Linked DNA regions of Homo sapiens: region 1 is linked to region 2. A link is a loop called in an ENCODE intact Hi-C map of the cell type or tissue named here. Cell type or tissue: heart right ventricle. All regions are shown on one strand. Each heading gives the region's core, and the rest is flanking DNA. Links, peaks and the distances in the headings are about the cores only. Region 1 holds the start of LOC124904346 (a long non-coding RNA gene). Region 2 overlaps DSG1 (desmoglein 1).

What was found. Hi-C counts contacts between places; a loop is a spot of excess contacts. Peaks named below come from ENCODE experiments on the same cell type or tissue, not always from the same donor. Only the 100,000 strongest peaks of a DNase experiment are listed, where the experiment ranks them.
Region 1: a loop joins it to region 2, with 2.5 times the contacts of the local background. A loop is called at or near these places in 3 of 110 quality-filtered maps.

The regions. Positions count from the first base shown.
Region 1 is chr18:31,268,784-31,281,621 of GRCh38, forward strand. It overlaps LOC124904346 (a long non-coding RNA gene), which reads right to left and starts at 11,879. Exons shown (of 2, transcript XR_007066446.1): 1 at 11,792-11,879; 2 at 9,516-11,394. In heart right ventricle, for the core only: no CTCF peak of the experiment used is centred there; a DNase peak (open chromatin) is centred at 6,338; H3K27ac peaks cover 1,469 bases.
Region 2 is chr18:31,330,146-31,341,750 of GRCh38, forward strand. DSG1 (desmoglein 1) reads left to right here. Exons shown (of 15, transcript NM_001942.4): 6 at 1,556-1,722; 7 at 3,444-3,578; 8 at 3,872-4,057; 9 at 6,209-6,468; 10 at 8,170-8,309; 11 at 9,599-9,880. Among named protein-coding and RNA genes, the nearest start is that of DSG1, 18 kb to the left of the region's middle. RefSeq lists an enhancer at 1-120. In heart right ventricle, for the core only: no CTCF peak of the experiment used is centred there; no DNase peak of the experiment used is centred there.

The sequences.
Region 1 (12,838 bases), core at 2,408-10,407, 59 kb before region 2:
AAAAAAAGGAGAAAACAGGCATGACTGACTAGTATGGGAATGTGAAAGAAATAAGAAAGAAATAAAAGTAGAAATGCAAAAAGCAATGGAAGGGTTCATATAAGTGATCAATAATTGCATCAGAATAAAATTAAGGGATATGGCCAATGGGGAAAAAGGATAATCAGGAGATTATCTGATTATAAAAGATAATGTTTGGAATAAGAGAGAGAGAGCAAAGGAAAGAGAGACAGAGAGAGAGAGATGATCAAGAGACCTGGGGAAAAAAATCTTGTTGACTGAAGTAGTAAGGTGGAAATAAATTTGGAAAGTAACATGGAGGAAGAAGCAGTAAAATGTTGTCATGAATAAAAGGAGAGCTGGTCTGAGATCATCTGCCAAGTGGAGGAGATGTGGACACCTGAGACAAAGGAAATATCAGTGACTACTGAGCGAGGAGTTGGAGCTTTGCCATAAACCAAGTAAAGTGAAAACACTAGTTCTTGCCAGCAAGCTGACTTTCACATGAAAGGGCAACAAACACATAATTTAATTATCATTGAAAGCAAAAATGACACCAACTGTGTTTTAAACTCTTCCTCATCTCATGGGATGTGATAATAAGTGAATCATGACAGCATCAAGCTCATTTCTGGTGCTTCACTAAAGTAACACAGTAAAAACATTAGCAGTCAAGAATTTGTGTAATTATTCAGTATCATCTTCCTGGAAAATTTTAGATACTTTGCAATTGAGATGCATTTACATGTTTCCTGATTCCTTCTTCAAAATAAAGGTCCATATGCAGTTTTTTGCCAAAACGAACAGAGAACGGAGAGGCAAAGCAGAACTACCCCAAGCTAACCTCCTTTGCCCATGGGTAGAACAGGCTTGTCACACCGAAAGTGAAAAACTCCCCATTAGAATATTGACTCTCCTCTGTAAACATCCAGTACAAGGAAATAAGAATACATGGATGCAAAGTAAACTCTTAGTTTCTACAATTGGTAGATAAAAGCTGGTGTTAATTTTTCTTTAAGCAGCCCAGGGTGCTTGACCTCCTTGAATCTACCTATGGTGTCGGAGGAATTCGTTGACATAAAGGTCCCCCAGCTCAGCAAGAGATAAGCCAGGGAAACATTGGAGTTTATGGCCGGGTTCTCCTGATACTGTTAGAACACTAAACCTTAGGGAAAGGACTATTTTTTTTTCTTCAAACTTCAGGGAGGCAGGCTTAGAATTAATTGCCCTTCCAGACAGAGAAGAGAGAATGTGATGCCTCTGGACACAGCAGTGTCTTGAACTTAAGACAAGGACATTGCAGTGTATTTTTCTGGCCGCCTTCTTTTAGTCAGTTCTAAAGGGATTCAAAAAGCTCTTTATAAAAGCAAATTTAGAAGAAGCTCTGTCCAAACTCATAGAGTAAGTTTAATTACTTCTAAAATTAACATAAAATGTGGAAAAGTGCACCTGTTATAGGCATATGCCTCAATAAATTTTTACCAGGTAACTAGACCCATGTAACCAGCTCCTTAATCATGATCTAGAACATTACTAGAAGGCCAGCCATCACTAACTCTCCAAATGTCACCACTGGCATGAATACTGATAACAAAGTTTTGCCTGTTTTTGTTTTTTGGTTTTTGTTTGTTTACATTAAATAAATGAAATAATGCTATATGTTCTCCTTTGTGACATATAGCTTCTTCCACTCAATAGTATGTTAGTCTGATTCATCCACATATTTTGGGATTGTTCTGAGTTGGTTATTCTCATTGCTCTATAGTATTCCATTATATGAATGTGCTGTAATGTATTATTCAACCTATTATTGATGATGTTAAAAGAAAAACTTCGGCCAAATTAAATTTAAAGTAGTTTTATTGAACAATGAACAATTTGTGAGTCAAGCAGCCCTCAGAATCACTGCAAATTCAGGGAGACTCCAGGGATGCCTCAAGGTCAGAACAAATTCATAGACAAAAAAAAGGGAAGTGATGTACAGAAATCCAAAGTGAGGTACAGAAACAGCTGAATTGGTTACAGGTTGGCCTTTGCCTTATTTGAACACAGTTTGAACACTTGGCAGCGTTTGAGTGGTTGAAGTAAGGCTGCTGGGATTGGCCAAGACTCAGCGATTGTTACAGGCCCATACTCCTAAATTAGGTTTTCAATCTTGTCTACCTATTAAGTTAGATTACTGTTCATCCACGATGACTCAAATATAGAAGTATGGAGCCATTCTCAGGACATATTTAGTTTGCTTTAACGATGGACGTTTGAATAGTTTCTAGTTTGGGGACATTATTAATAGTCCTGCTATGGATATGCTTATATGTGTCTTTCAGTGTGTATATTATTCACTTCTGAAAGGGATAGGTGGAATTGCTAAGCCATAGGTTATGTATATGTTCCTGTGTTTTACTAGATAGTGCCAAATAATTTTCCAAAGTATTTCTATCAATTTATATTTTAATTGTAATGTACGAGAGCTCCAACTGCTCTACATTTTTAATAACTCTTGACATTTTCCATCTTTTTATTTTAGTTTTCTAATGGGTGACCATATGGCTTTAGAGCTGTACTGTAGGAATAGTTGAAGAGTCTCAGACCAAATCCTGAAAATTCCAGTTGTAAATGATATATTTGGGTCTCACATCCTACTCGGGTATGTGATTTTGGTGATTGAAAATAAATTGATTTCTAAAAAAACCTACCTAGCAAACAACTTTACTCATCAACAAAAACTGTGAAAAGCAGTTGTGGGGCCAATTCTTCAATTCATTACATCCAACAAACCTCCAGTTTCAAGGATTATATTTTTTCTAGTAATTTCATTTTTCTTCCGAATAGTTTTACTTTTAACCAGTCTAGTTATCTACTCTTTTATAGGTTTATCCAAAATGCTTTAGTTTTTTCAAAGCCATAAAGGAATCTTTAGAAAACTTGTTATACATGAAAATGTTGTTCATTAAGTTATTACTATATGCTATTAATCATGATAATTATCAGGGATCCAAAGATGAATAAAATAGAGTCCATTTTTCAGTGATTTACAAACTAAGGAGTAGATAATAATAGCTAACATTCTTTAAGTGTTTACTATGTATATTTTACATGTATTATCTCATTTAATACTTACAACAAATATACTAGTAGGTTCTACTATTGTCCCCTATTATAGATGAGGAAACTGAGGCACAGAGATGTAAAGAAACTTATCCAAGGTAGCAATGATGTTGAAATATGATTCAAATCTGGGAAGTCTGATTTCAGAGTACACTTTAAACCATTACGCCACCTTATGACTACAACAAAAGGTACACTAGAATATGTGCTTTAAAATACGGCTAAAAACAAAGTTATTGAGAAGATATTAAGTGGGAGAGCTGAGTTCAGACTGTGAGAGTTGGGAACTTTATGGAAATGGCCAGGTATTTAAAATTAGGTAGTACTTTCAAAGAAAAAATGAAGAGAAATGGAATTCACATAGTGGTAATAACACAGATTCTAAGCTCCTTGGGGGAAGGAAGTGTGCTTTTTGTTACTGTAAACTGATCGACTAGAAAAAGGTCTGTGAGTGAGCTGATGTTGAATGAACATAGAGATTTGGGGCGTGTCAAGCATCATAGGCATCCTGTGGCCATATGCTACAGTTTAATGTCACTGAAAGAACATGCATGAACATGTGAGTGGGTGAAGATTGATGTTCAGAGCATATTTGGGAAAGCAGTACTTGTGGGTCAACATAATCAAAGAATAGGAGCTTAGCATAAGGTGTAAAATGTCTCATTCTGTACAATTTACTTTATACTGTCAAGTTGGAATCCCTGATTGAAATGATTTCTTCCAAAATTCTATGAGTGGTTTTTCCAAAGAAGCATTAAATTTATTTGCATATAAACTAGGCCAAATTTTAAACTGTTCTCAATAATGTTATTTTCATATAATAGCTTTTATATCTTAAGTACCTTAAAGAAATTATTGACCCCAAATATTACTTCAGTGTTAAAGAGGAAAAATGAATATAAAATATGCTTCAAATAACAAATATTGAGCAGATATAAATAAGATGAATAAATAAACCAACAATGGCCAAGTAAAGATATTTTAAAATTAGGAACCTAATAGTAGTTGAAAAATATTTATCTTTGCCTATAATTTTTAAAATGTAAAATGTAGATTATAACAACCTTGAGATAATATGTTACACCTGTAAGAGTGACAGAAATATTTTCAATGATAATGCTGGCTATGTTGTGATCAAATTGGCCAAACAAAACATTGTTAGTAACTTTATAAATTATAGAATCCTTTTGGAAACAATATGTTTCAACAATCATGAAAAAATTCATATCATAGTTATATCGTTTTTGGAAAGTTGCTCATTTATTTACTTAACAGATTTTTATTGAGCACCTATGCTGGTGGCCTAGAACATAAATATCGGCGATATGTATCACCTTCCTTCAAAAAGCTAATATACTAATTGAAGGCTTGAAACAAATCATAAAATACTTTTAGTTGAGTAATAGCTTTAATAAGGTATAATATGCATGGGAAAAAAAGAAAACCAAGAATAAATTATCCTTAGGAAACCGTTTTATTTAAACAGCAAAAGGCGGATTCATGAAGATGTCTGCAATAACAAAACATAATAAAGGGATACAAAACTCCCCAAACCTAAAATATATTGACTTGATAAGATAGTTTAAAGCATTCAGATAAGACAGGGTAGAATATGACAATACTTTTATAATTGCAGAACCATAGTAAATAAAAAGATAATAAAATGGCATTTAATGTTATGTTTTTTGTCCAGTAAATGGTAAACTTTATTTATTTGATGGTTCTTGGAAAGTTGAAGAAAAATCTCTTTGAATTATAAAATTATAGAGATTATACCTGAATAAAATTGAAAACTCTGCTATGTTAAGTTGTGGAATGTTAAGGCAAATTAGTATTACATTTGCACCATATATTCCAAGAAATTCAAAATTGCTCTAAATTATAAACACAGTATTTCTTTCAAATAAGTGGGTATTGTTTGGTGGCTATCTCAATATTTTTCATGCAAGAAAAATGAAGCCGAGATTATTTAAATGACGTGTCACTTGTTTGATACAACAGGAGAGGCTCTTTAACTCAACTTAACAATGATTTCCAATGGGTTCAGCAGCATCTAATCAGAAACTTTCAAAGCAACCTTTTCTTTATCTGCCAGACTTTGAATATGGAACACAGTGTGTTTTTTTTCACCAGGTATTATATTATAGCACTATAAAGTCATTCTGGATGTCTAACTATGACACTTCTTTGTACAAAGTTCACAGATATAAAATTTTGAAAAAATTTTGAGCCAGTAAAATTTCTTCCAGAAGGCAAAATTCCATGAGGTTTTGTTTTTAATATCTGCATACACACAGTTTTCATCATCAAAGCAAGTTAATAGTATTGCAAGAAAAATAACTCTCAGGATTATACTATAATCACATAGACTTTTCAGCATTGACCCCTGCTGTTATTAGGTGGAATACTACTTTAAGTATGGCTGCAAACACTTGTACCTAATTGCACTTGTGAAGTAAATAACAATGCTTGGATTGTGCCCTTTCCTGCTCCAAAGCTGTTTGCAGTTGTACCAACAAGTTGATAGGTACGATTTGACCTCTGGCTCACAAGTTTGAAAACAAATGGCCCGTGCACATTTCAGACAATTATTTCTTTAGAACAATTTATGTTGGTCCCAGCTTTTACGTAAGTATTCTATAAAAGAAAGGTGTTACGTAGTATAATGTTTCTACAGAAATCTTTAACTCTTTAAAAGTTGGAAAGAAAAGTTATGTCTTCAAATAAGTTATTTTTAATTTTTCAAAGAAAATGCTTCGTGATTATTTATTTGACTTTGCACAGTCTAAATTGAAAACTGAAACAAGTCTTTTTACTTAGAAAAAAAGAATTATCAATTCTTTGAATAGATCTAATAATACTGAATAGACCTAATGTTTTAGAACTATATCTATCTGTGCTTTCACAGAGCCAAGTTTGTGAGATAGACACAACACTAATTAATATTTCTCTTATTCTTTTAAAATGGGAAAAGTAATAAAGATATTAGCCAATTATGTTTCTTATTGCTCTCCTTATGTTCTCAGACATTTAGCTGTCCCTAATTTAGCCTTCTCTCCTGCCTGCTTGCTTACAAACTCCCAAGTTCATATTTTAAGCAATTTCAATCAGGACAGATTAATAAATCCCAGCCTATTCATGGGAATTAACTAATTCAGAATGAATCTTTCCTAATTGTTTTGTGTTCACATGGGTGTTTGCTTTGGCCCCTCTCCAAGCCTCCAGCCAAGGGAGAACATTGTCTCACCACACCCAACTAAAAACAGAGTCAAGGAATGATTCCTTTGGTGAAAGCGTCACTGAATAAGCAGTTTTAGCTTGGTGCGTGTGTGTGTGTTTTTTAAAAGGAGATCTGTTTGTAGATTGTCAACAAAGCAGTTTCCACATAGAAGAATACCAATTCCTATTGTTGCTTTTTTTCCTAGCAATAACATTCTGAAATTTGCAATCTTTAGCACCAAGTTTTTAAAATCCTAAATGACATGTTGTTTTTTCCTGTATGAAAGTTTTCTTAAAAAGCAAATTGTAATTATTTTCTCAATCGTTTTCTTTTTGTTTTTCACCTCTACCCTTCCAAAATAACATAATTTCTGATAGTGTCATCTTTTAAATTTTAAAAGCGCATTCCTGAGTTAGCTCTTTCTTTTCAGAAGGCAAACATTGGTGCTCCAGTATAAAAACTAAAAGGTGCTGACACTATTATGGCACAGAACTTTTTACATAGTTTCTTGCCCTTCTGCATATGAAAGTCCAGAATTAGTTATTACATGGTTGGATCTGGGGACTGTGTCTGAGCCCACCAGAGAAGCCTGGTCCAAGCTTCCCATATCAGGGATCTCTTAATTTTTGAAGAATAATGCAGATTGGGTGCTTATAAAAAAAAAAAAAAAAAGAGAAATATGCCCATGAGCTGAATTGATATTCTAGAGAAAAATGGAGAGGCTTTCATAGAGAAATGAGGAAGTGCTAGTGAGGTTTTAGAGCCTCTGGTTCCTCTCCAAATCTACATCCAGGAAGTATCACCACCACTTTCCAAGGTGATGAATCAGACAATCCACTCCTCTCAGGAGCGGTTTCTGCAGTGGTGGCTGGCAAAGCACTTAGCTTGAGGGTTCATAAACACTTTTTGAAAATGGTAGTGATGACAGGCTCGGTGGTCTTTTGCCATAAGGCTTATGGGAGAAGGATTTTAGTCGTAGGGTTTTAAATAAATGCCACTGATAAGAGCTCAATGAGATAAAAAATATGTGTAGATGTAAGAACACAAACAGAAATTTGAAAACATCTTTGTCTTCCACAAGGTCATAAGAATCATAAGAATTTACTTTTGACCCAGAAAGTGAATGACTGACTTCCTTTCATGGTATGTTAATGCTGACCTAAGATAAAATATATAAACATCAAATAAGTATGTCATGTGTATGCTTTCAGAGTGTGGAGGAGGTGTCTGATCCTGCAACATAAATGTTCTGGTGGTATTTACCAAGTAACCTCTCATTTGGAAAAATAAAAACTTATCTGTCTCTTATTTTCTAAAAATTCTCCCCATTTTATAATGTTCTCCAGTTAAGAAAACTAGGTCTCTTTAACTCCTTTAGGGGACACCAAAAGCCAAATCAAACTAGGTAAGTTTCTGCTTTATTTTTCACAGCACAAATTTAAATATTGCCAAGTCTCATAAACCACGCCCTGTTTGTGAATGAATCTCAGGGAACATTTCAAAAACAACAGAGCAGACCTTTTGATTTTCCTTATCCACATTCTTTATTCTTCTCTTATTTCATATCCCTTTTTTGTACTTTCTTGATTAAAAAGAGAAACATAAACATTCTGTTCTAACACCTCCAATCCAATCTATATAAATGATGCTACCTGACTGCACTTCGCAATACTTAGTAAACTGTGCTCCCACGTTGCTCTGTATTTGTTTTTTATGTTTTTATATTTATTTTTTATATTGCTGTATTTATTTTTTATATTGCTTTTCACTATTCGGGAAACAATCCACAAGCATTTACTAAGCACATTCCACCTATTTAGTCTCTAGTATTAATTTCCTCCTTCTTGGAAAACTTAAGTTACACTGTGAAGGGCTCTGTGAAAGATGAGAAGGTTCTAACCCCTTTCTCCTGGAAGCTAACGTGTGCATGCGTGCACGTGTGTATAAAAGAGCAGGGTGAGTACATGAGGGATATATGTATAAACAATCAACTGCACTTCAAGTCAGAATGAGGAAAGTGATCACAGTATTTTAGATGTGTCTCTTCTGATTGTAAGACACATACCCACAAGGTCTGTGAAGCAGGCAGCTTGAGAGGAAGAAGATGGGCAGAGAATGAGGAGGAGGAGGCATTCTCTCCTGAGGCAGGGGAGTGATGGGCAAGTGCCCTGCGTGAGGGAGCTGAGCTGCCTGCGTAGGTGATTTAGTGCATGCCTATTTGCCTTAATCTCTAGGACATCGAATGTGTCCATGAGATGGCCTCTGATATGGCTTGGATGTTTGCCCTTGCCGAATCTCATGTTCAGTTGTAATCCTCAATGTTGAAGGTGGGGCCTGGTGGGAGGTAACTGGATCACGGGGCTGGTTTCTCATGGTTTAACACCATCCCCTTTTGGTGCTGCCATCGAGATAGTGAGTTCTCATGAGATCTAATTGTTTAAAAGCGTGTGGCACCTCCTCCCTCTCTCTCTTGCTTGTACTCCTTCCATGTGATGGGTGTGCTCCCCCTTTGCCTTCTGTCATGGTTGTAAGTTTCCTGAGGCCTCCCCAGAAGCTGAGCAGATGCCAGCATTATGCTTGCTGTACAGCCTGTGGAACCATGAGCCAATTAAACCTCTTTATTTTCATATATAAATTACCCAGTCTCAGGTATTTCTTTATAGCGATGCAAGAAGGAGCTAATACAACCTTGATGACCACACAGGATGCTCAAGTTAATACATTGTAATATACACATCGTCCTGAATGAGTGGGTTTTCTTTCATCTCTGTCAGAATGTAGCGTCTCATTCAAACACTATTTTCTTTGTAGTCAAAAGTGTCCCATTGAGTTTAGACCTTAGGGAGATAATGTTTTGAACCTGGTTTGAGCCTTAAATTTCATGTGCTTTTAGGTCTTCAGTTTTTTAAACAAAAAACCTTAAAGCTAAAAATACTCAACAATAAATTCAGAAAACGTAAGATGATTTCCTAGGATTCTTTTTTGGGAGGCTGAGGGGGACGTGAAAGAGAGTTCCTTGAACTTCCTTTGTGGACTTACAACATCACTTTCTCCTGATTCTCTGATCACTTTTTTTCTTAAAGGATTAAAAGTCATTTGTTATTTCACCAATGTGTTCATTTACTCAGCATTTATGATAGCATATTGCAGTCCAAGCATTGTGAGAACTCAAGGAGCTCAAAGAGTATTTTTGGTTTGTCATTTTTTCCTTTTATTTTGGTTTTTAGGCTGAAACTAAAAAAATAAAATGAGATAAATGCTCTGCCAGGAGAAGCCCAGAGCACCCAGGGAGCCTGGAGGAAGAATCTTTTCTTCCTATCCAGAGAAGTCAGGAAGAACTCCAGAGCTTAGTCCAAGCTGAGCCTTTGAAGATTAAGAAGTGGCCAAGCACAGGGCACAGAATGTGAAAGTATATAAAGGCAAGAGGGAATATGAAAAGTGGTGGGAAACTGAGGAGGATAGAAAGGGCCAACCAAAAAACAGCAAAAAAATGCAGTGGGAGTGGCTGCTGATGCCACTCAACTGGGGGAAAGATGGCAAGTTAGAGGAAAGCAGGCTGAGTTTGTGCTGCCTGGGGCCACCCCTGTTTACTCTTGTTTTACTCCCTGGACTCCCTATTTGAATACTGTCAGAGATGACTGCAATTCCACAGAAGGCATTCAAGGCCCTGCTATCCTATCTCCAGTGACAACTTTCCAGCCTGACCTTCACACTACTGATCTCCCTGCTCTCAAGCACACCCTGCAAGCTCAAACTCTGAGCCTTTGCTTATCTAGGCTCGGCTGAGCTTTATGCTACTTGGTGAAGTCTGACTCATTCTGCAGGGTCCATTTAAATGTACCTTCTGTGTAAAGCACTCTGGGACTCCTTATAAGCCCTAAATCAAAATGAATAACTGTCTCCTGTATGCTGCCATGATACTGTACTTTAATCTTCTTCCATTAAATGAGCACTTATAACATTGGACTCAGAATAGCTAGTAAGTAGCTGTAGATACTATGTGCTATGTATAAGTTATTTCTTTAACTATGCTAGCTCATTTAATATTCATAACTGATCTATGAGGATCATACTATTACCTTATTTTACAAATATGCAAACTGGGGCAGAGAAAATTGAAGTAACCTACCCAAGACCACACAGCTAACAAATAAGAAAGCCAGGATTCAACCCAGCCAGCCTGCCTTTAGGGTCCATACTCCTATGGTGAACTCTCCTATAATGAACTCCGGAAAACTAAGACTGGGTTTCACTCACCCTTGTATGCCCACTAGCTCTAGGGCTGGAAACACTCCATGACCATCTGTTACATTATTATTTATGTTAAGACTTTTAAAACTCGGATGATAACTTTTAATAACTTCCTGTGATAATATCTTCTGGTCTCACTGCTGTATGATCAGGAAGCTGTTTATAATATTTATCTTTAATCTTCCTTACTATTGTCAAAATACATCCTCTCTGGTTCAATAATCACTGGACCACCAAAAAACTCTTGTCTTCAATTCAAAATTCAATTCTGTCTTCAATTTTAGAAAAAGCCTTCTGTCTCTACTGGATCCTCCCCATCAATGTACAAATGTACTTCTGTTTTTTCTCATCTTAAAAATTTTGTTAAAAAATACCAAAATCTGTTACTCCCACTTTTCTTCCCTGCTACATCTCCATTTTTCTTACCCTTTAGAGCAAAACTCTCAGCAAGATTTGCACATACCCACTTTCACATTTCCTCTCCTCTCATTCTCCCTTAAACCCATTCCAATCAGGCTTTCATCCCCACTATTTCTCAGAAACTGGACGCAACTAATGGTCATTTTCCTATCAGTCCTATGGTGTGACCTATCTGCATTATTCAGTCGAATTGATCATCTTTCTTTAAAATTGTTTCTTCATTTAAGCCACAGTGTTCCACAGGTTTCTCTCTTCTTACTCTTCACCACTTTGTCGATTCATTTCCTGTGTCTGCTTCTTTTTCCTGAGTACTCACATTTAAAATTCCACAAGATTTAGCCCTTGGTTCTCCTTTCTTGCCACACTCCATTGATTGTATCCTCTGGTCTCAAGGCCTGAAAAAACATGTGGACACCAATGACTATCAAACTTACATCTCCAGCCCAGACCTCTTTCCTGAACTCCGTCTGTATTTATCCAACAGCTTATTCAATATCTGCTCTTAGATGTCTGACAGACATCTCAAACTTAACATGTCCCAACTGAATTCATCTTCAGCACCCTCATTCTGTCCCCAAATCATGACCTTCATTGTTTTCCCCATCACAATAAATTGTAACTCTATCCTTTCCATCATTCAGACCAAAAATCTTAGTAACATCTTTGCCTCCCCTCTTTCTTTCATACCCCATATCCAACCTGTCTGTGAAGCCAACTTCCAAACTTTATTCAGGACCACTTCCTCCCACCTCCATTACTACAATGTTAATGTTAGCAACCAAGATTACTCACCTGGATTACCGTGAAAACCTCTTAGCTACATGACTGCCACTCTTCCACATCTCTTTTCTGTTTTCCACATTGCAGTGAGAGGCATCCTCTGAAAATAGAAGTCAAATCACATCATGTCTCTGTTCAAAATCCAGCAACACTTTACCATATCCAGAGCAAAAGTCAAATTCCTAATGATGTCTTTACAAAGGCCCCATATCATCTGTTCCGCTCTTCCCTTCAGTTTTCTGACCTACTCTCCTTCTCCTCTATTTTGTTTTAGGTATTTCTGCTTTAAGATATTTGCTTTGGATGTTTCCTCTACCTGAGAGGTTCATCCTTCAGATATCTGCATGGAAAATTCCCTTGACTGTTCGAAGTTATGTGCTCAAAAATCATGTGTTCAGTACAGCTCATCCTGATCATCCTGTTTAACAGTGGCTGGTCCCCGCTCTTTTAAATTCCCCTTCCTCTGCTCTAACCTTCCCATGACACTCAATACTTTCCTACATGCTATGTAATTTACTTATTATTTTATTGTTCTTGTCTGTCTCCTTCCACCAGACTGAAAGCCTCAATAACTCAGGGATTTTAACTATTTTATTTACTTCTGTATCCTAAATACTTAGAATACTTACTAGCACATGGTGAGAACTAATAAATGTTTGCTAAATGAATAGATAGGAAAATAACTATCCTCCCTCAGGCTTTAACTTCCTAGACTGAATAAACAGAGTTCATTAACTTTTAAGTCTAACTTCCAACATGAATACTTTTTTTTATGATTCTCTTCTGGCTTGTCTCCCCATTTTAGTATTTATTACATGTTATGAATTCAAAATTGAATTCAGAATTTCAATAAAGCTTGTATAGTCTGAGAGTAGAAGAATATTGACACTGAAATTCTCTAACTATTGATCCATATTTATCATGGAACTGCTACTTGATTTCTGACATCATTCCAGAAACTAAAAACAAACTTCTCCTAGAGGAAGCAACAGTAAACTTGAATTCCTTCTTCAATGGTAAATATGCCTGACCTTTGATAACCACATGGTTTGAATGGGC
Region 2 (11,605 bases), core at 335-8,334:
ATGCAGAATAGCAAGTCTTTCCTTTCAACTACGGAAGCAGCTCCAAACTGAGGGACACAAGGCGTGATTCCAAAGCAATGAGGAGGATTTTTCTCACATAACTCGCAGGCCAGCCCTGTAGAAGAGTCCTAACAAGAAATTTTAAAGGCATTTTGCACAATGGTGGCAGAGGCATCGGGATGTGAATTTAGCCTCCCAGTCTAACTGTGTAGAAGGACAATCCCACCCTTTTCTGCTCTTACTGCGTTTTTTCCCCTTTTTTAAAGTTAGCTACTTTAAAATCACTTATAGAAATCACTTCCACACAAAACTTCTTTTTGTGATTTAACCTTTAAGTGATAAAATTTCTTGTGAATTCCAAAAATCCCTACACTTTACTTTTATTCATTAAAATACTGTACCTATACTTTCAACTTTTAAAAGTGTTATTATAAAATGCTCATTAAATTTATGTAATATGGAAAGTAAAAGGGAACAAAAATCTGCTGTCTGCATTTCCTAGTACCATTCTTCAGAGGTATGCACTGTGTACATGCGCTCCATAATTATGTAAACATAAATCACATGTTTTTTAACATAAATGGTATCATCTGTTACATGCTAATCCACAACATGAATTTTTATATAAATATATTTTGAACATATTTCCATATCAGGACACATAATTGTTTCACTGCTTTCAATAGTTGCATGGAATTTAATTATATAAATTACATAAGTGTATATAAATGTTAATTATCTAGTGAAAACATTTTAAAGGTTATGCTACAATAAATACAGGTGGGGGATGACAGATGCCATGAAGCATTTGTAGGAAAATTGTATTTAAAATGGAGTTGGAGAGTAGAGAACAATTCCAAAGTTATGAATGAGCACTGGCAGTTTTCCACATTCTCCAATAATCTAATAATCTTCATCAAAACTACTTATAAAATTAATGAAAAGATAAGAGACAGGACAATATGTGTAGTTAAGCAAGCATTTCTTTAGATCTACTAATTACCTTGCACTTGACGAAGGATCACCCAAAACAAAACAGTAGTAATGTATATTTATCAAACGTGCATTATTCATTAGGAACTTTATATAGTTTTCTCTTATTAATGATTTAATTCTCACATGAATTCAGTAAGGATGGCAGTAATATCATCCCCATTTATAGATATAAAAATTGAGGCCAAGATCATATAGCTAGAAAGTGTTGAGAAAGTTGGGAAAATGTTGGTCTGGCCTTATTATCATTTTGTTTCGCCACAGCATCCTTTAAAAAAGAAGAAAATATGCTAGAAGAAGAAATAGAAAGCCAGAATAACACATTTCCTTTGTTTCCCAGTTATCAACAATGTCTAGATTCCTAGTAAAATGTGATCTTCTTGTTAGGCAAAGATATAGAAAAGAGCTAAGATATCCATATGTTGAAGGAGTAGAAAGGGAAGACAGTGAAGTCCACATCATAAGGATCAACTAACTCTAACACTTTTTTGGAAAGGTGATATACTCTACTGTAACAAAAATGTAAATCACCCATTTGCAATCAATTTTCCTTAATTTCTAGATACACTGGTGATGATACTCAATGCTACTGACGCAGATGAACCGAACAATTTGAACTCAAAAATAGCCTTCAAGATTATAAGACAAGAACCTTCAGATTCACCAATGTTTATTATCAACAGAAATACTGGAGAAATTCGAACGATGAATAATTTTCTAGACAGAGAGGTAATTCTTTTTCTTTAAGTGGGTTTTTGGTCTCAAAGGAACTGATTCTAAAAGCAAGGATACTGAAGAGACAAAGAGATGAAGAAAATGATGGTTTAAATTTTTACTTGTATAACTTTTTCACATAATTCTTTCATGTAAGAAATATTTTTTAAATGAAAAAGGGAGGATTTTTCAATTACGTTTTGTACTATTTTTCATATAATTAATTGATTAAAATTTACTTCAATTTAAGAAAACTATATTGTGAAAGTACATGAAAATATGCCTAAGGTAGAATCTAAGGTAGAATCAAAAGCTCCATTTCTCTAAAAAGTGTGTTCTATAATAAAATGAATTTAGGAATGACTTGCTATATGTCCACGTTTTGGTGAGTTACAGTGCATGCGAGTATGCTGGAGGCTCCAGGAATATTGATACACTAAGTTCTCTTTCTTTAACCTAGCATATCTAAGCTCCATTGACAACAGAATTCTTGTTTTTCCTATGTAACATCTATTGATAGCTCACCCATTCATTTACTTTGGGAAATGAACCACAGGATAAGAATGATGGATAGGAATTAAATGACAGACTGACCAATCTTTTTATTTACAAATAAGAAAATAACTAGTGATGTTAACAGAGTAAAATCAGCATTATGAGGTTTCTAGCATGCCTTGTGATTTTATGATTTAGTTTTAAAATAAGTGCTTTTTCATTATTTAAAAAAAATTGTCTTTTAATAGAATGTTGCAACCTAAATGTACATTAGGAGCATAAGTGAGGAAGCTTTATTTTCTGATGGTATTCAATTAATTTTGTTTTAATTATTAAAAATGACAATCTTCTTGCTGATGACTTTTAGGTTTAGGATAATTCATATTATTTTAATACTCTTTAATTATCTAAATGTTACAAGTTTCTATGTTACCTAAGTCTCCTTTTATACATGTTTGAAAATCAACATTAGAAGAAATTGAATGTTTACACTTTTCTCTCTCAAACTGTCTTAAACAGCCCAATGAGGTTTCTTTCATGTCAAAAGAGCTTTCGTGGTAAAGCACTGTAAGAAAGGGCTGTCAGAAGGAAAGGGACTCTGCAGCCATTGGGAAGCCACCAGGGCAGATATTCTCAACCTGGGGTCAATGGAGAGACCTCAAGATGTCTCTATAAAACCCCCTAAATTATATCCACCATTTTGAATGAGTGTGCATTTTTGCATGAGTCAAGGAAAGCCTCCATAGATTTTACCAGCTTCTAGAAATATAAGCACCATTGAATAGAGTCAAGAATAGATACATCACCAATAATTCCACTGCCATAACCCACTACCTCTCAAAACACAAAGCTTTGTTATCTGTTTATATGCTTCTTGCACACTCGGGGGCTGATTATTTAGGTTATGGAATATTCATGCCATAAATTTTTGGTAAACTTAATCTCTCTCCTTGAGATCATTCTGGTTTGTTTTACCCTTTATAAACTTTTTCAACCTCTGGACATATTATTATTAATAAGAAATGAAGCCTTTTAAAACGTGTTGCATCTTTTAAATAATGCGTGATAAGTATTATTGGGAATAATCATGTGAAACTTGTGGATTTCCCATATTCTGTGTTAACCCTACCTCTATCATAGATTTATGTAAACGTTGAGCCAACTTTTCAAAGAACTTTACATAAGACAAAGTAAAGGCTGTCTACGTCAAGTGTGATATTGCCTGTAATATGTATTTTTAGCAATACGGCCAGTATGCTCTTGCTGTAAGAGGCTCTGACCGAGATGGCGGGGCAGATGGCATGTCAGCGGAATGTGAGTGCAACATTAAAATCCTCGATGTCAATGATAATATCCCTTACATGGAACAGTCTTCAGTAAGTATTTGTTCTTGGAATTAATAAATCTAAATTCGCTATATTCTAAAACATATACGAACAATTCTGCTTACAGAGGCACATGTTATGTTTATTGACATACAACCCAAATGTAGACACATACTTTTTTCTTGTGTTTATGCAAGAATAAATGGAGTTAAGCAATGAAAAATGAGATGAAAACCACAGATATCTTTTCTAAATAATGAAGTTATCAACATTCCAGTATAAGCCTACTGTAGTTCTCTCTCTTTCACACAGTTTGTGCTAAGAGTTTTCACTTCTTGTTTCAGTATACCATAGAAATTCAAGAAAATACTCTAAATTCAAATTTGCTCGAGATTAGAGTAATTGATTTGGATGAAGAGTTCTCAGCTAACTGGATGGCAGTAATTTTCTTTATCTCTGGAAATGAAGGAAATTGGTTTGAGATAGAAATGAATGAAAGAACAAATGTGGGAATTTTAAAGGTTGTTAAGGTATGGTATAATTATCCTAAATATTTTGTTTTCTTAATCTTTTTTCAAAATGTTAAACTTAAAATAAAATGATGCTAACATTTCACAAACTTGGCTTAGTGAAAGAATAAAAATTACTGTGTTTTAAATATATATATAACATAGAGCTTTTTAATATAGTCTTTCTGCTTATAATCATTTTAGAAAAACAGGTATTGAATTTTAACTGGAGACAGTTTGTCAATACAGTACTCCCAAATAGATCATATAAATTGAAAACACTTAAAAATATATTTTATGCTTACAACAAAGTATAATTAATCCTTAAGGTTAATGTCTTAAGAACTTTTTAAAGCATATTTAATAGAGGCTTTAAAACTGTGTCCATGTCAACATTGTAAGTCAATTATTACACATGTAGAATATTCATCATGTAAATAAAAATGTATTTATTCCTCCCGCGTGTTTTCATAAAATTTAAGTTAAATTACTATAAATGTAGAATTATCACACTCCCATCTCACTGTGGCTGCTGATCAAGGCTTATTAGGAACACAGATATACTGGAAATTTGGTCCAAGTCAACCGGTCCAGAACAACTGGATGCCGTTCTCTTATGTCCTCCCCATATTAATGGTCCACATTTACCTGCAGTAAAATTTCATCTGAGATGTGAGAAAAAAAATTTGCCTCCTAGGGAGCTGATAGTCAAAGTTTCGCCCTGTGCTACACAACTTACACAGTCGATTTTTAAAATCTACAACAGCTGTTTATGGATTGTATATGTTGCATGCAATATATAGTTTCATGGTAAAATATAATCCCTATTTAACTATTTCTTTTTTCAGACTAGGTCTGGAAAACAGACTCTCAAACGACTCTGTCCCCATACGAATGTGTGGCTTTTTGCCTCCTGTGTCTTCTTAAAGTGTCACCATGCCTACAGCTTGTATTTAATTTGAGACAGTACGCAGGTGCTTTAGTTTATCCCTCACAGCATCCCTGCAAATTAGGTTATATTATTTCCATATTGCAGATAAAGACATTGAGGCTCCAAGAGAGCACAGAACCTGCATAAGTTCTCATAGCTAGTAAGTAGTGCAGCCAACATTTAAACCTAGTTTTCTCTAGATATGAAGTTCACATTCTTTCCATGATACTATTTAGGATTCAATACTGGGGAAATTGGAGTCTAATCTATTTTGCCCCAAACTATTATATTACTTTAGAAAATTATTCAACCTATCTGTCCTCAATATCTCTATCTGTAAAATGGGAATGATAATTGTTTGCCCAGACATATCATATATTAAATCCTTTGTTATAGCTATATACATATATATATATTATGTGTGTGTAATGTATATATACTTTTGATTTTACATCCATTCTTTGAATTGCAAATAAAACCAATATTAGAACAAAGATTCAAAATTTTAGCTAAATAGGGGAGTTCAATGCGTGAAATTCTATTTTTATCTAAATTACTCTTGTGAAATTTTAGAAAAATATATTTGGTGTGTATGGGCCTAATGGCATAATTGTTTGTGGATTTTATGTGTTGTGGATATTAATATCATTTTTCATAAAGAAAATCACTACTTTATTATTTTATGAAATAAATATTTCCTAGAACATGTTGAAGAAAATAGATTTATTTATATTATATATATATTACATTATATTATCTGATTTATTCAAAGAGTCACACTTACAGATGTGAAATTTCTTGTAAATAGTTCTTATGGATAAAACCACTCAAATGATTGAAACTCTAGTATATTTGACCCATACTGTGTAATAAATAGCTACTTTCTGAAAAACATAAAATGATTGAAGGTAGGATAAATTGTCTTTGCACTAAAAAATACATACATTTGACTATCTGTATTATTCTAAGTTTTTAATTTGTTTGGTGAACAATCAGAGCTCACGTCATATGTTTTCAACTTTTTAACAATGAATCTAGGGGAATTGAATTGTTTCTTACTTTATTTGCACAAATTTACATCAATTAAAGATTAAAAATTTAAGAATGGATTGTGTATTTGTGTGCATTTGTGTTTCATAAAAGAAAGATAATAAGTTTTTTTTGCTATTATCAAAGGATTTTCTTTCACCTGGAACGTTTTATTTTCTTATAATGAAACTATTTTACTCTGTATTTTCTAGCCCTTAGATTATGAAGCTATGCAGAGTCTGCAACTCAGTATTGGTGTCAGAAATAAAGCTGAATTTCATCATTCAATTATGTCTCAATATAAACTGAAAGCATCTGCAATTTCTGTGACTGTGTTAAATGTAATTGAAGGCCCAGTGTTTCGTCCAGGTTCAAAGACATATGTTGTAACTGGTAATATGGGATCAAATGATAAAGTGGGAGACTTTGTAGCTACTGACCTGGACACAGGTAGACCTTCAACGACTGTTAGGTAAGAATGAGATTTTCAACTAATTTTCCTTACATATTGAACTTAAGTACATATGTTCTTTTTATAGATTATAAGTATCTGAGTTAAAATACTTTTCATTATTTTTGAAACTATCATTTAATTGTAAAAAGTACTATAAACTGTGCATTTAAAATGTTTAACTTAAGAAAACATAAAAATTCATGCAAGATGTAAGATGTTAAACTGTAAAGATGTGATATGTGAAAATAATATGTCTCAAAAGTATCGACACTCCTGTATTTCTATGTCTTATTGATCAATTAGCTGATTACCACAGGCCGTGATTCGTCTCTCAGAAGAGTTTAAGGAATGATTTTCCGATGGCAAATCTGCTCAGCTTGAAATCAATTAGATTTTATTAGCTCATTTCAATTATATTCTTCACTTTATTCAGCATTTAATATTGGTCAATAACGCTGGTGTGAAAATTCGGTTATATTAAGGAAAACTACACCATGTAATTTTTTAAAACTCTATATATGCAGATATTTCTACCAAGTCACAAAAAAATCTGTGCGTGCACATGTACCTGTATTTGCACATGTGACTGTGACAAGAAGAATGGGAGAAGCACTTTACCCATGCATTTTTTGTTGTTTGGGGGTTTTTTGTTTGTTTGTTTGTTGTTTGTTTGTTTTTTGAGACAGAGTTTCACTCTGTCACCCAGGCTGGAGTGCAGTGGCACGATCCCGGTTCACTGCCACCTCTGCCTCCCGGGTTCACGCGATTCTCCTCCCTCAGCCTCCCAAGTAGCTGGGATTACAGGCACCTGCTACCACGCCCAGCTATTTTTGTTTTAGTAGAGAAGGGGTTTCACCATGTTGGCCAGGTCAGTCTCGAACTCCAGAGCTCAGGTGATCCACCCTCCTCAGCCTCCCAAAGTGCTGGGATTACAGGCTTAAGCCACCGCACTCAGCCCACCCATGTGTTTTATAAGTTCTTTCTTGGTGTTCTCCTCACATAGTGTGAGTAGTTCTGTTAGAAGTCCTGTCACACTGTACCATGTTGCTGATGAGCGCTCTTGTACCCCACAGGAGTGAGTTCACTGAAGGTAGACGCAACCCAGAGCTTAGCAGAATGCCAGAGAGAGAGAGAGAGAATTACCTAACCAGTGTTTGTTTCACAAATAATAGATGAGAAGAAAAACACCGAAGTCAAAGATGAGAAAAGAATAGAATAGAGGCTCAAGGCAAGGCCTTAGTTTGGAATTCAAAAGAGGTCTTGTCAAGTTCCAGTGCATGTGAGAAGGAGGAGCAGAAACAGGGGGGAAGTTCAGGCCAAGCTGATGAAGTAACTTCTTTGTAAAAGAATAGTTTAGAATTAGGAGCAGCCTGGGAAATCCTAGGATCTGGGTCTTCTGTAATAGTTCTGCTGCTACTTAAATCAAATGAAAATGAGACTGCAAGCATCAAAGGATTATTCTGACATCCAAGTGGGCATAAAAAGACATTCCATCAGAAATGGGTGCTCAGTAATTTTTTTTTCTTAAATGTAAATCTTGATATATCCCTGAGTGGCTCCATATTGCTAAGACTGCCCTGAAAAAAAATAAAGTCTCTAGTAATTGAAAACTGTATCTAGGGATTATAATTACTCACTGAAAAAAACAATACATTTTAAATTAAAATTTCTTTTTTTAGATAGCTGACATTAATTTGTATCATTTTCTTTCAAATACAGGTATGTAATGGGAAATAATCCAGCTGACCTGCTAGCTGTTGATTCAAGAACAGGCAAACTCACTTTGAAAAATAAAGTTACCAAGGAACAGTACAATATGCTCGGAGGAAAATACCAAGGAACGATTCTCTCTATAGATGGTAAGAAATTAATTTACATTTTTATCTTTTCTAGAGAAAGCTGTATATACCTTAAGATATTAACATTTTAACTATCACATTTTGAAGTAACCCCTTTCCAACAAAAGTTGTCACACTGGGCATTATAGACTCATATCTTTAACAACTTGAGGCAGTATAATTTAGTAGCTAAGACCATGAGTCCTGAAATGAGACTAGATTTGTGTCTTCCACCATCACTTACTAGCTATAGAATCTTAGAGAAGTTATTTAATCCATCTATAGCTGTTGTCTCTTTTTTAAAATGGAACAATAACAATATATGTTTAGAAGGATGTGATGATAATGATAAAAATAGCAACAAAAACAAAACAACAGGATTAGCATAGTTGAGCTGAAAGGACATGGGCTTTGATATCATATAGACTAGATTTAAACATATTTCTGTTATATACTTCCAGAATGTTTTTATTCATTTATTTAGAAAGTGTATAATTGAGTCCTAACTAAATGTCAGCCATTGTGCCAGATTCTAGGGTTACATCGATTAATAAAGTCAGACAACTGAGCTCACATCTATGTAATAAAGATTACAAAAATAACCTCAAACAAATTATTCCCATATTTTTGCTGAATAATTCCACTTTCAATAATATTAGGAAAAGTTTAAATATAACAAGATGAATGCACAAGATGTTAATTACAGCACTAATAATTAAATATTGAAAACCACATCAATAATAGGCAACAGGGTAAGTAAACCATGGTCCATTTGATATAAAATTATATAACCATCAGGAACTATGTTAATACAAAGTTTATTAAAATACAAAAGAATACTTATAGTTTAAAGTAAAAAAAATGGAATGAACCATATGATCACATCAATGTAACATAAATAATAAGCAACCATTCGGCATTATAATTAAGGACAAAAGATCATTTTTAAAAATATCAGCAGGTGTCGTCCTTGGGTGCTGCTACCATGAATTTGGTTTCTGGTTTTGTTTTGCTTCTTTCTGTAATTCTATACTTTTCAAATTATATATAATATCCAACTATTGGTAATGTAAAGAAATAATCCAATAAATAGTATTACTATGACTAATAATGTTAGTTATAAATAATAATATAATAATTTAACTGATTTTTAAAACCGAGTCAAAAACAAGGGATGATTTTCAAGTTAGGAGAAATTATGGGAATAAAGACACTGAAATAAATGTTAATGTAAAAAATAATTCTGTGTTGTCCAACCATTCCTACACTAAATGTCTAAAATATTTCTTCCATTTTGAACGTTATTACAGATAATCTTCAAAGAACTTGCACTGGTACAATTAATATTAACATTCAAAGTTTTGGTAATGACGACAGGACTAATACAGAGCCGAACACTAAAATTACTACCAATACTGGCAGACAAGAAAGTACTTCTTCCACTAACTATGATACCAGCACAACTTCTACTGACTCTAGCCAAGTATATTCTTCTGAACCCGGAAACGGAGCCAAAGATTTGTTATCAGACAATGTACATTTTGGTCCTGCTGGCATTGGACTCCTCATCATGGGATTCTTGGTCTTAGGATGTAAGTACTTTAGCAATCCTATGTATATGTGTCCCCCAAAAAATGCTGGGGGAGGAGTTAAGTTTTCTGATTCTTTGATAAAACGTATTTTACAAATTCTCATTTTGTGCAATTATAAAGAAACTTCTGTGTTTGGCACTGGGTTTATAAGATGAAAAAATTAAACTTTTTGACCCCTTCTAAGACTGTGGAGGATAAAAATTTATTTGCAGTAAGTCTCAATGTAATGGGAAAGTGCCATAACAAGCAGGCTCAAATTGCTATTTCAGTGAAGAAGACAATCAGAAGAGGCTACAGAGGGCGGGGTGTGGTGGCTCATGCCTGTAATCCCAGAACTTTGAGAGGCCAAGGCTGGCAGATCACTTGAGGTCAGAAGTTCAAGACCAGCCTGGCCAATATGGTGAAGCCCACGTCTCTACTAAAAATACAAAAATGATCCGGGCATGGTGGTAGGTGCCTCTAATCCCAGCTACTAAAGAGGCCGAGGCAGGAGAAGTGCTTGAACCCAGGAGGCGGGGGTTCAGTCTCAAAAAAAAAAAAAAGAAAAGAAAAGGCTACAGAGAAAGAGTAAACTCTGAGTTGCATTTTAAAAGATGAATAAGAATTAGCCTGATGGACAAGAGAAAGGGAACACAATACAAGGGGAAAAAAATCTATGTGCAAAAACCTAAAAGAATGAGAGTGCAAAGTACTGCGATGAAGAACTCCAGTGTGCAAGAAATAAAAGATGCGCATGACAGCATGGTGAAAGTTTAGACTAAAAGATAGGCAGGGGCCAGGTCTCAAAGAGATTTTATTTATACTAACACTGCATAGTATTAATAAAAGGATAGTCAAATAGACCGAGGGTTAAACTCTGGTTTCTAAGCCTAATCGTCTGAGTCTTCCGAAGGTCACCTAACCTTTCTGAGCCTTGCTTTTGCCATGTATGAAATAATACTTACCTTAAAACAGTGCTTTGATGATGAAAAAGAAGTACCACACATGAAGCATTTAGCATGTTCTATGGCCACTAGGGTAGCACTAGTCAAGGGTCTAGCTATAAAGGTAGAATCCAGTGGACTCTCCAGGTGGCTGTTAACATTACCTCGAATGATGATAGAAATTAGAGCAAGATAAACCACATGGCACAGTCTTCGGGAAATGAGAACAGGAGCTCTAAAGTAAGTAGGTTGCAGTCTGCACATTACAATTAAATTAATGCAAACATTGTCATTTTCAAATGTGGAATCATAAAATCTTAATGTCAGAAGGTACCTCAGATATTTAAATCAAACGCTCACACAAAATGTGAAGTCAGAGCGCTTATGTATAAAATATCTTTTCTACTTTCATTTTTCTTGGCACGTGAACAGTGGCAGATATGTTTTGCTACATTTATTTGTGAACTGGGTTTTCTCTGATTTTAAATAACTCATGTTTTTGAAGTTTTCATCAACATTGGGCTCATCTAAACAACGAGTCTGGCCATGGTGATAACACAGCTTAGAGCTGGAGTTCTTTTTCCAAAATTTAAAACGTATTTCCAAAAAATGAAATTTTTACATTAACAAATAAGAGTTTATTCTTACTGGCTCATAATTAATTGAAGTAATAACCAGGAAAAGTTCTATGAAACAGAGAAAAGGGAAAGAGAGAAAGAAAAAAGCATTCTCATCAAAATGAACCAAGACAAGATAAAGGCAAAAATGCTAGTGAAGTTGCAGAATATAACATAAAATACAT